2 separate regions of the Homo sapiens genome follow, and region 2 is linked to region 1. Evidence: chromatin loops called from intact Hi-C (ENCODE). Cell type or tissue: endothelial cell of umbilical vein. All regions are shown on one strand.

Region 1 (5,000 bases):
TGAAAGTGGTTGAGGGGATTCAAGTCATGGAATGTAAATTTCACATACTGTGATCTGGCTTTGGAATATCACATCAATTCTATCTTGGTGTCTCAGTCTCTAACTTTAATTTTAACACTCTATTACACAAGAAACAAAATAAAAACTAACCCAGTAGGTGGCACCTGCAGAAATATATGCAGAGCATGTGTGGCAGATTGTATTTTCCAAAAATGGCCATAGCAATATTTATGTTCCCACATACTCTCCCAGAACCTTGACATCCTTCCATCAAGCAGTGGAATCTATTATCTCCCCTTTGAATATGGGGCACCTCAATGACTTGCTTTTAACAAATACAATGTAGTAGACGTGATGCTGCCTGACTTCCTAGATGAATTAAAAGAAGGCAATATAGCTTCTGACTAGTTCCTCTCCCCACCCCCCTCTATCTTTCTCCTCTCTCTCTCTCTCTCTCTCTGTCATAATCTGGACCAGTGATAAAATTTGTGGAACCCAGGAGAAAATGAAAATGAGCAGCCTCTTCTTTCAAAACAGTGGCAAGCACAGAGCCCTCTTCTGTGTGTGAGTCTTGTGTAACTACACAGGACACAAATCCATAAAGCAAGCCCTGTTTAAGATGCTTATCTTTGAAAATCAGCCACCATGTTGACAGGAAGCCCAGCCCAAATGGAAGAGTTATGTGTAGCTATTCCACTTGACAGCTGCTTAGTTAACTTGGACAGTTCTAACAAAATACCATAACTGGGTGTCTCAAACAACAAACATTTATTCCTACAGTTCTGGAGGCTGAAATTCCAAGATCATGGTGCTAGCAGGGTCAGGTTTTAGTGAGGGATCTCTTACTGGTTTACAGACAGCCACATTTGGCTGTGTCCTCAGATGGTGGAAAGAGGATGAGCTAGCTCTCTGACCTCTTCTTATAAGGGTACTAACCCCATTAATGAGTGTTCCTTGCTCCAGACCTAATGATATGCCAGAGGCTCCACCTCCAAATGCCATCCCACTGTGGATTAGATTTGAACATATGAATCTGTGGGAGACACGAACATTCAGTCCACAGCAATAGTCCTAGAAATACCCTCAGCAACAGCCAGAAGCACCCCCAGACATGTGAGTGAGCAAGCATTCAGATGATTCCAGCCCCAGCCTTTGAGTCTTCTGCATATGGCTCCTGGCCTCACACAAAAAAGCTGCCCTCCCTGTGCCCTGTCCAAAGAATCCATGAACATAATAAAAGGTTGTTTTGCACCTCTAGATTTGGGGTCATTTGTTACTCAGCCAAGTAACTAGAAATGCATGACTTAGAGACAGGACTTATGAAGGATATGCAGACCAGTCACACCTGCCTTGTCTCTGACATGGCAGCATCTCCCAGAAGCATGTCTTCTAATACCATCTGAGTCCTCCCCAGTGTTGCTCCAAGTCTCTGGACTACAACCACCACAACACCCTAGCAACAGACCCCAAAACTCTCCCTCTGCAGCCTTCTGCTGCCTGAAGCAGCTGCTGCCTTAGACACCTTTTCCAGTATCGAACCTTCATGGTCCTCCACATGAGGCTGTGCAGCTCCATGAGGACCACAGAGACCACTCACTCAATACCACAAGCAACCCTTCAAATACAGTCATCACCAATGAGACTTGTCCCCAACTTCAGATTTGGGGTTACCCTTCCAGCAACCATACCCATTAAATTGGGAATTTATGTATCATTTACATCAGGGTTTCTATGAAAATGAGTCTGAGGCTCAAACTTCATAGTTTTGAAACTCAACCTTTTCATTGGTTCAGAACCACAATCCAAGCTGTGATCGCATACGCTCCATTAGACTTAAATAACTGTTGGGATTCAATGACTCTGTCCTTTCTGCCTGCTTATCTGAGTGCCTTTGGAAGCCATATCTCTTGGAATTTAGCACACTCAACCCATAGCAAATTAATATGTCATAGCATAGAATTTTGTACTTCTAAAAGAAGTACAAAAATGAAAACTAACTAGAAGGTTAGACATTTTTTAGGTTTTACAAATTATGAAACCATGACCACTAAAAGAAACTCATCCATTATACAAAATGATGTTATGAGTTATTTTGAAAAATATCGGAATGTTCTCAAAGTAAATGGTGTTTTTTACCATAGTAAATTTATTCCATGCAACAACTTACTGAATTATTTGCTTTGCTCTTGTTAGTTCCCAAATTCAGCTGTTCCTAAGTGAAGATGCCTTTTTCTCTAAGTTTTCCTTTCAGTCATACATTAGTGCCTGTACCATTTCAAAGCCATGTAAACATTAACTTACATAATATGTAGTTTTTAAGAACCAAAATGTTCTCAAATTTTGAAAATATTTCTTACATTTCTCTTTGGTATCCAATTGCCAAACAAACTTAAATTCAAATTTCTATCAAACTTGTTTTCTGTATCCAAACCACTCTAATTAAACACACCAAGCATAATAAAAAATAAAATAAAAAATTAAAATAAAATAGCATTGCATCCTTAAAGGATTATGTTGAATTATTAAAAAAAAAAAAAACAAATCTGCAGTGTTGTTTTTTCTGTTTTTTTTTTCTCTTTTCTTTTTCCTGAATCATGTCCAAATTAAACCAAGCATGACCATAAAGAAAGGTTATCAAAATACTCACAGTTCAGGCTCCCTACAGGACCGTTCATACTGCTATAGTATTACAAAGTAGTAATAAAAGTGAGTTATGAGGAAATGTGAATTCCTAGCAAGAAAATCTAAAAACAGGATGTTAGAGAACAATGGAAAGCCACCCTGCCTAGTAGTGTATGTACAGTTAGAGAAATTGGCCAACCAAATTCTATTATAAAATAAAGAGAAACAGTATCATTTTTAAAGCACTTTGGAATATTTTTACAGTATTTTGCTCCAAGTAGACACTCAATTATACATTTGCTAAATAAAATAATACAGATTATCTCATTGTTTTACTCCTCAACAACCTTGCAAAAGGGATAATACTATAACTATTACTCAGGAGAAGTTCTGGAGTTCTACAGCTACCATTGTGGCCAGTGCTTTTCCAATATTACACATCTGACACTGCATTCACTCTTTCTTTCATTCATTCATTCATTCATTCATTCATTCATTCATTCATGCATCCATTCATGAACTCTTCAAAGCCAAACTTGTGATTAGTGTATTCAAGGAGAACAGGAGAAAGCAATGCAGTGGGGGAACAGAGACATGTAACCACAGCACTGCATTGCACAATAGTGGTGTCATAGAGATAAACTGCTCTAGGGTCAGACAAGGCTCCCTGGAGCAGCTGACACTCAGCTGAATCTTTAAAGTGGAGACTAACAATGTTGTTTCAATCCATTTTGTCTAAATCAGCACTTCTCAAACTACACATGAAGGAACGCTAATATGAGGCTTAATAACAATAAATATTCTGTGGATGACAGAGTATCCCTATTAGCAGCAGTTGCTCTGGAGTTTGATCTAGTTCTTCATTCATTGCAAATGATTCAGGTTGGCCCATTGTTTCACCGAGGAGCCTGCTGGGTTTGACCATTCAGAATTAGCCTGTCATGATCTGGCTCATGCATGCAGTAAGACCCCATAGGTGGCCAGATAACTGAATATTCTGAATTTTAAGACTAAGGGACAAGACTCTGGAGCAGAGGGGACACTGTAAGACATTGCATCACACCACAAGTCTCACCCTTGTTGCAGCTAATACCTTGGGTGGCTTTTCTTAATTGTTTAAACAGAACTTAAACATTCTTTAGATGGATTTGAGGGTGTGATAAAGAAAGAATTTATTTTAAAAACAAACTGGAAGTGATAATAAGCTGGATTGCTCTATATTTAAGTAAGAAGCCAAACATAACTTATCAAAGGGCCTTTTGAAGTTGTACAAGGCAAAGTCTTCTCTGCTTCAGGGTGAGACCAAGTAGCGCATATTATGGAAAGCCACTCAGCTCCCACAGTTTCTGGGAGAACAGAGAAAAGAGCCCATGGGTTGCCCGTTTAAAGTGAATAATCTAAGTACTGAAATGTTGAAAGCTGAAATCAGAATTAGATTAGTTAGAAAAAAAGTTAAAGTGAGAAAGAGCCTCTCCAGGAATCTCCCATTGTACACAGCAAGTGGCCAGGCCTCCGTAACAACCCTGAGAAGAGCACACCACTTTGTGAATTAGAAATTTGGCAGTAACCTACGTAGGCCTACCATTTCCAATGTGTTTCATGTCGTTTTTATAGAAGTCTCAAGTTGGTGTTTGTAATTTCTACAAAAATTTTCCCTCGGAATGAGATTTGTGTTGATGGGAATTGTTTGTGGGAGTTCTAAGGTTTGCTTATGGTTGCCACATTTCTCAATGGTTGGGGCAAGATGGTACAAGTTCAGAGTGGAAGGGGTGCCCTCTCCAACATGACAGAGCGCATCTCAGGGCCTGAGCTAACATCTAAAGAGACTTTGATATTGAGTGGCATAGAATGTTCTTTATTTTAGGTGATGCGTCAGATGTGCAGAAATCTCCCTGGAAGTTGTGCAGTGTGATTGTGCAAACACTGAGGCTCCTGCAGCAAGAAGTCTGAACAACAAGAAATGGTAATAATTGCTGAGACTTCGCTCTGCACTGGACCTTCCTGTAACACATTGCCTAGATCATCAAAGAAGTGGGACTCTCTGAAGAAAGGAAAAATTTCAGCCAGTTATGACATTTGGCTCTACTGTGTTTGTACAAATACCAACTCAATGTTTATTGACCCAGTCAGTCCAGTGGAAAATGAAACTGAGAAAAACAAGAAATAACAAACTAGAAAGTGAGTTATTTTCTTAGCATTTTAATTATAAGGAAATTTCACAATTATACACATATTATTTGTGTGTGCAAGTAATCTTGTAAGTTTATTTACTTATGTAACAAATGTTTTTCAAGTGTTTACAATATACCAAGTACACCAGCCTCATGCCAGGTGCTGAAGACATAGAAGTGAAGCAGTGTTTTGATTTTCTGTTTCTG
Region 2 (5,000 bases), 200 kb after region 1:
TCCCTTGCTGTGTCCTCACATGGTCTCTTCTATAAGTTTGGAAATATTTCTCACTCTCTTGGCATCATATACCTTTATATGATAGCACTTAGGTCAACTATAATTAAATGTACATTCCTAGTGTCTCTTTGTGTGTCCAAATTTTCTCCTCTTATACTGACACCAAAAAGATTAGATTAGGACCCCTCTCTCCCATATTGAAGCAGGATATTTTCTTTCTCCCTTCACAGGACTTGTGACAAGGTGCCCCATTTACTCAGCCCACCCTGCTCAACCCTTGCAGGAGGGAGTGCATGAGTGAATGAGTGTGGGAACCAGAACAAGCAAGTGCAGGAACTGGCTGGTTGCTTTAGAGCCTGCAAGAGGAAACTCTGTGTAGGCTCTGTGGCAGTGTCCAGGTGGGGGTGCCTGTGACCCCAAGGACCCAGAGGGCATGTTACAATGCTCTCTTATCTCCACCATCCACAGACAGCAGTGTGTTATCAGCTAGGTCCTTTGCCTCATCGTATGGGGAAGCTGCTCACCATCAGTGAGAGCAATGGGCCAGTGTGATGGCCTGTTTGAGTACCAAAATTTTGAGTTATCAGGCACAAAAGTTTTGAAAAGTTTCATTCAAAACTCAAGTCATGTAATTCACTTGGCATGTTGTGAATTCTTTTCCAGTGCCCAAGAGGAATGAGGTCACATGGACAAATTGAAGGATGGTGAATGCAAAGAATTTTATTGAGCAATGAAAGCAGCTCTTAGCGGACGGGGAGATGGAAAGGGGACAGGAAGGGCAGGTTGCTCTCCCCTGAAGTCAAGCTGCTTCTCTGCCTCTCTCTTCTGAAGTCAAGTTGCCTCTTTCCAATGTCCAGCCACCATCTCTGAAGTCAAGTTGCCTCTCCCTGACGTCTAGCTGCTTCTCCTCTCTACTGGCTGAGTCTGGGGTCTTTATAGGCACAGGATAAGGTGTTGGGTGGGCCTTAGGTAGTTTTGGAAAAGGCAACATTTGATTGGTAAAAAAGATATTATTCAGAAAGAACCAATCGGAAGAGAACAGGCACACAGGGATGGAAGTTACCACTTTGGGCTGCGGGTTTCAGGCTTTTTGGCTCGAAAGTGGGGTTTTGCCAGGGACTCACCCCTGTCTGCCTAGAATTTCTCTGACTCCTGTTACTATCGATATGACTTCATTTAATCTTAATCATTTTTTAAAAAGTCCTGTCTCCAAATACAGTCACATTCTGAGGTACTGAGGGTTAGAGCCTCAACAGAGAAATTTGGGAGGGGCACAATTCAGCCTATAACATTGAGTCATATCATTTCAGAGTGAGGAGAAATATTCCTGCTAGCTCCCCAAAATCTGCTTTTATAATAAAAAAAAAAATCTTCCATGAGTACTTCATTCATTTAGATATCAAAATGCAAAATTTGGGGAAGAGATAAAATTAGCCTCCTATTGATCATCTTTAGAACAAGTTTTATAGACCATGAAGATACCAGTTACATTTGTAATGAAGAGAGAAGTGATATATTATAGTAGGGGGAGTTGAAGCAGAAGGACTGGCCTGTACACAAACCTCTTTGAGCCTGGCCATGAGTGTTTCTTTACAGAACATGTTTCGTGACCCTTCTCATAATATTTAAACAGTCTTGTAGAGAGAGAATTAATAATGATAGTTTTTTTGGTGGGGTGGGGGTTATATAAAAACTGTCTTGCCTAAAACTGAGAGCTATGAGCACAGAATGTTTTCATAAATTAAACTTTTCTTTTTCAGAGTTGTATTTATACTTCTTCACTTGATATTTTCCAGTATGTTAAATAATAAATGTAAAATGCATAAGCTGAACACCTTGTATTATCAAGATTGCACATATAAGTAGAAAAATGTGCTGAGCTGACCAAATTTGGCTAGGTCTATACATACTTAGTAAGAATAGTGTTCAGGGTGATTAACATATTAATTTATATAGTTAAAGGGAAATGTTTCTTCCACTTCCATTAGCAATGTCTCTAAGCATTCATTTAGCATGACTAATGCTATAAAGTATGTAGCAATGACACTTACATCATCCAGCAGAGTAGAGATGAATGAATGACTAATGTATCAACATTTTACATGAACAAGAATAATTTAATGAAAATTATCCAATAGAAGTGGCAGATATCCTATGTAAAATTATCAAATCATATACAAAGTGTCAAGGCCAGCATTACATTAATCTCATAAAGATCCCATAACAATATGACCAACAGGTGAGAAGAAGTTGAGTGGAAGAAAGAGATCACACCATCTACTTCGAAAAAGCATTACATTGAAGACAAAAAAGGGTTCTACTCTTCACTATAATTCATTTGGTTACTGGTAGGTCAGAAGTCATAACTTGTTCTATAAAATAGATCTTATCTGCTCCAGAAGATTTTAGTAAATGTAAAGAGAAATATTCAGAGGGACTTTGAAAAGACAACGTGCTACTTTCTCTGGAATTAAAACTTTGGTGAAGTATGAACTAATTTTAACTGATGTTTTAGAAACTGAAATTGCAACATAGTTATAAGAGCAAAGGTTCACAATTTTTTATAGCTATTGTATTTCTGTCTATTCTGTCAAGTGGCTTTATTATTTATTATATTTTTCATTTAGAATGGTTATTAAGGATATAAAAAGCCAGTAAATTTTTGGAAGAACTTTTTATTATGAAAAACAACTCTTTAAACTCTTTAAACTACTGCTTTTCAATGATGGTATGTGTATTAGTGGTTGAGAAACAGTGCTTTAAAGACATTTTAAAGTTCTAGAACTTGGAAGAAATATTAAGAAGCTGGATGATGTCACAGACTACAGGTAAATTATACTCCAGTGTGTCTCAGAAAGGCAAAGATGAGGTATACTATTTTTTCAGTTACATAGACATACATATATAGTAAACATTTATTGGGAAATATGGGCAAAGCACTTCCTATAATCTGTTTCATTAGCTCACTGAAGTTCCAGCTCTCCTGTTTTTGATACTTTGACTTCATCTTGCATGAAAGATTTACTCAAGGATGATGTGACAGTATTCCATAAGCAGGATTCTGGTATCGTTTTAGCGACATCAGGCACAAAAATAGCTGGACATAGGATCAGTTATGAATTAAGCCTTAGAATATCTCTAGGACTTGAGACTATGTGATTCACTTTCTAGATTCTTATATCCTCTTCTGGCAAAACTAGAGAGGCCACAGTCAATCCACATATCCTGAGTACATTTAATTTTACCAATGCATTTCAGTACACTGATTAACAAGTCAGTGATATTGCCCATGAAAATCCATTTCTGACATTCAGCAAAGCATCAGTGTTGACTGAGACATGGCTAATAGTCTCAGGGTTTGTAGTAGCCTTTTCTGGAGTGTAGTCTCTCTACTTTAATGCTAGCTGACCACTCCTAGAGCTAGGACTCCTGATCAGAATACTAGCTGCCCATGGTTGTAACTTGACCTAACATACACATATTACCACAGTGTCTGTGGTGAGGTATTTTAATATAAGTTAAAACATTACTATATTCCACTTAAAATATTTCAGAATATATCCTTGAATCTAGGTCAGTTCAGGAAGCAAACAGAAATGGGGTCAGCACTTCAAAGATTGTGAACTCCTTGAGAACACTCATCACATCTCACCAAAACATAGCCACATAACTATTTAAACTTCTTTAAAGGAAGAAACCAAGAAACCACTGTTACCTGCTTAGCACTCGCCCTCTGATATTGAGTTCTTATGTAAATAGCTGCCTTTTTATACCTATTTGACAAGAAAGTGTGAAAGATAATTCCATTTAAGATCTGAAAGTAGATACGAAGAGTAACATAGTTGAAAGACACTTAATAAAGCTTTACTACTATCTGCCAATCCCTTAGCTCTCTGTAGGTAGAAAGATAAACACAAATTCTGTTCAAAAAGGCTCATAATTCATTAGGGACAGTGAGAATGAAAGAGGTAAATAATGAACTATTATACTGGATACTACTGCTACTGGAAACGAGACTTTATCATTAAAATAATTTACTTTAAAAGCAGGAACAGAAAACAAGGATAGCAAGTGTTTGGATCAAGAATCAAGAATGAGGTGAGGAGTTGCTAAAAGTTTATTTATTGAATAAATAATTTATTGAGTGCCTACTATTATATTTATTTTAATCTAAGATGTCAAACAATCTAGCTTTTTAGGGGGGAAACTATATGTGAAATGTGCCCATCAGTTGTGAGAAGCATTTTCAGAAATGTAAAAATATGAATAAACATGTTCATACAATATGTGCCAAGCACTTTGCTAGGTACAGTAGGTACATAGATCTGCCTAATAGCCATGATTTACCATTATGAAGATTAATCTAGTGAAGGTACACAAATAAAGTAAACACCTAAAAATATAATTGTCATGTTATGTTGCAAGCAATTCTGGATAAATCTAGTCAAGTGTATACGTCGCAAAAAATGTGATTTAAAAAGGTTGAAACAGATAGTTCTCTAAATCTGTTTTATTCGCTATTTTTTGACTAGTGAGTACTAAAAGGTTTATGCAGTATGATTACTCTGTTTCATCTTGTTTCTCCCCACATCTATCACCCTTGGGAGTTCCGCTATAAATTGCACTCCAGTTTCTCTTGCCTTTTTTTTCAGATGATTTCTCCACAATGTTGGCACCCTGTCTAAATTTTCAATCATCATTAGTTTTATGAATTCAAATTTATATACCTTTATTGCATATTAACAATTTCATAATGTGTCAAATTTATCCCAAACTTCTAGCTAAAATCTTTAAGAGTGCTGTTAAAGATAATGTAAACAAGCACTATTTTCTTTACTTAGCGAACAAGATTGGCCGAGTAATGTCAATTATTTTGCAACATGTTCCATTAATCAGTATACATTAAGTATCACTTAATGTATACTTAACTTACCATTATCATTAAGTGATACTTAATGTATGTTTATTTACATATTTTATTTTTTACATATTTTAAATAT

What was found. Hi-C counts contacts between places; a loop is a spot of excess contacts. Peaks named below come from ENCODE experiments on the same cell type or tissue, not always from the same donor. Only the 100,000 strongest peaks of a DNase experiment are listed, where the experiment ranks them.
Region 2: a loop joins it to region 1, with 6 times the contacts of the local background. A loop is called at or near these places in 1 of 110 quality-filtered maps.

The regions. Positions count from the first base shown.
Region 1 is chr2:162,112,180-162,117,179 of GRCh38, reverse strand. It overlaps LOC101929532 (a long non-coding RNA gene), which reads right to left and starts at 2,739. Exons shown (of 4, transcript NR_110255.1): 1 at 2,648-2,739. RefSeq lists a silencer at 4,407-4,701. In endothelial cell of umbilical vein, no CTCF peak of the experiment used is centred here; DNase peaks (open chromatin) are centred at 2,689 and 3,359; H3K27ac peaks cover 1,340 bases.
Region 2 is chr2:161,911,023-161,916,022 of GRCh38, reverse strand. The region is part of intron 15 of SLC4A10 (solute carrier family 4 member 10); the gene reads right to left. It overlaps LOC105373722 (a long non-coding RNA gene), which reads left to right and starts at 2,834. Exons shown (of 4, transcript XR_001739758.2): 1 at 2,834-2,869; 2 at 4,050-4,098. In endothelial cell of umbilical vein, no CTCF peak of the experiment used is centred here; a DNase peak (open chromatin) is centred at 2,032; H3K27ac peaks cover 1,270 bases.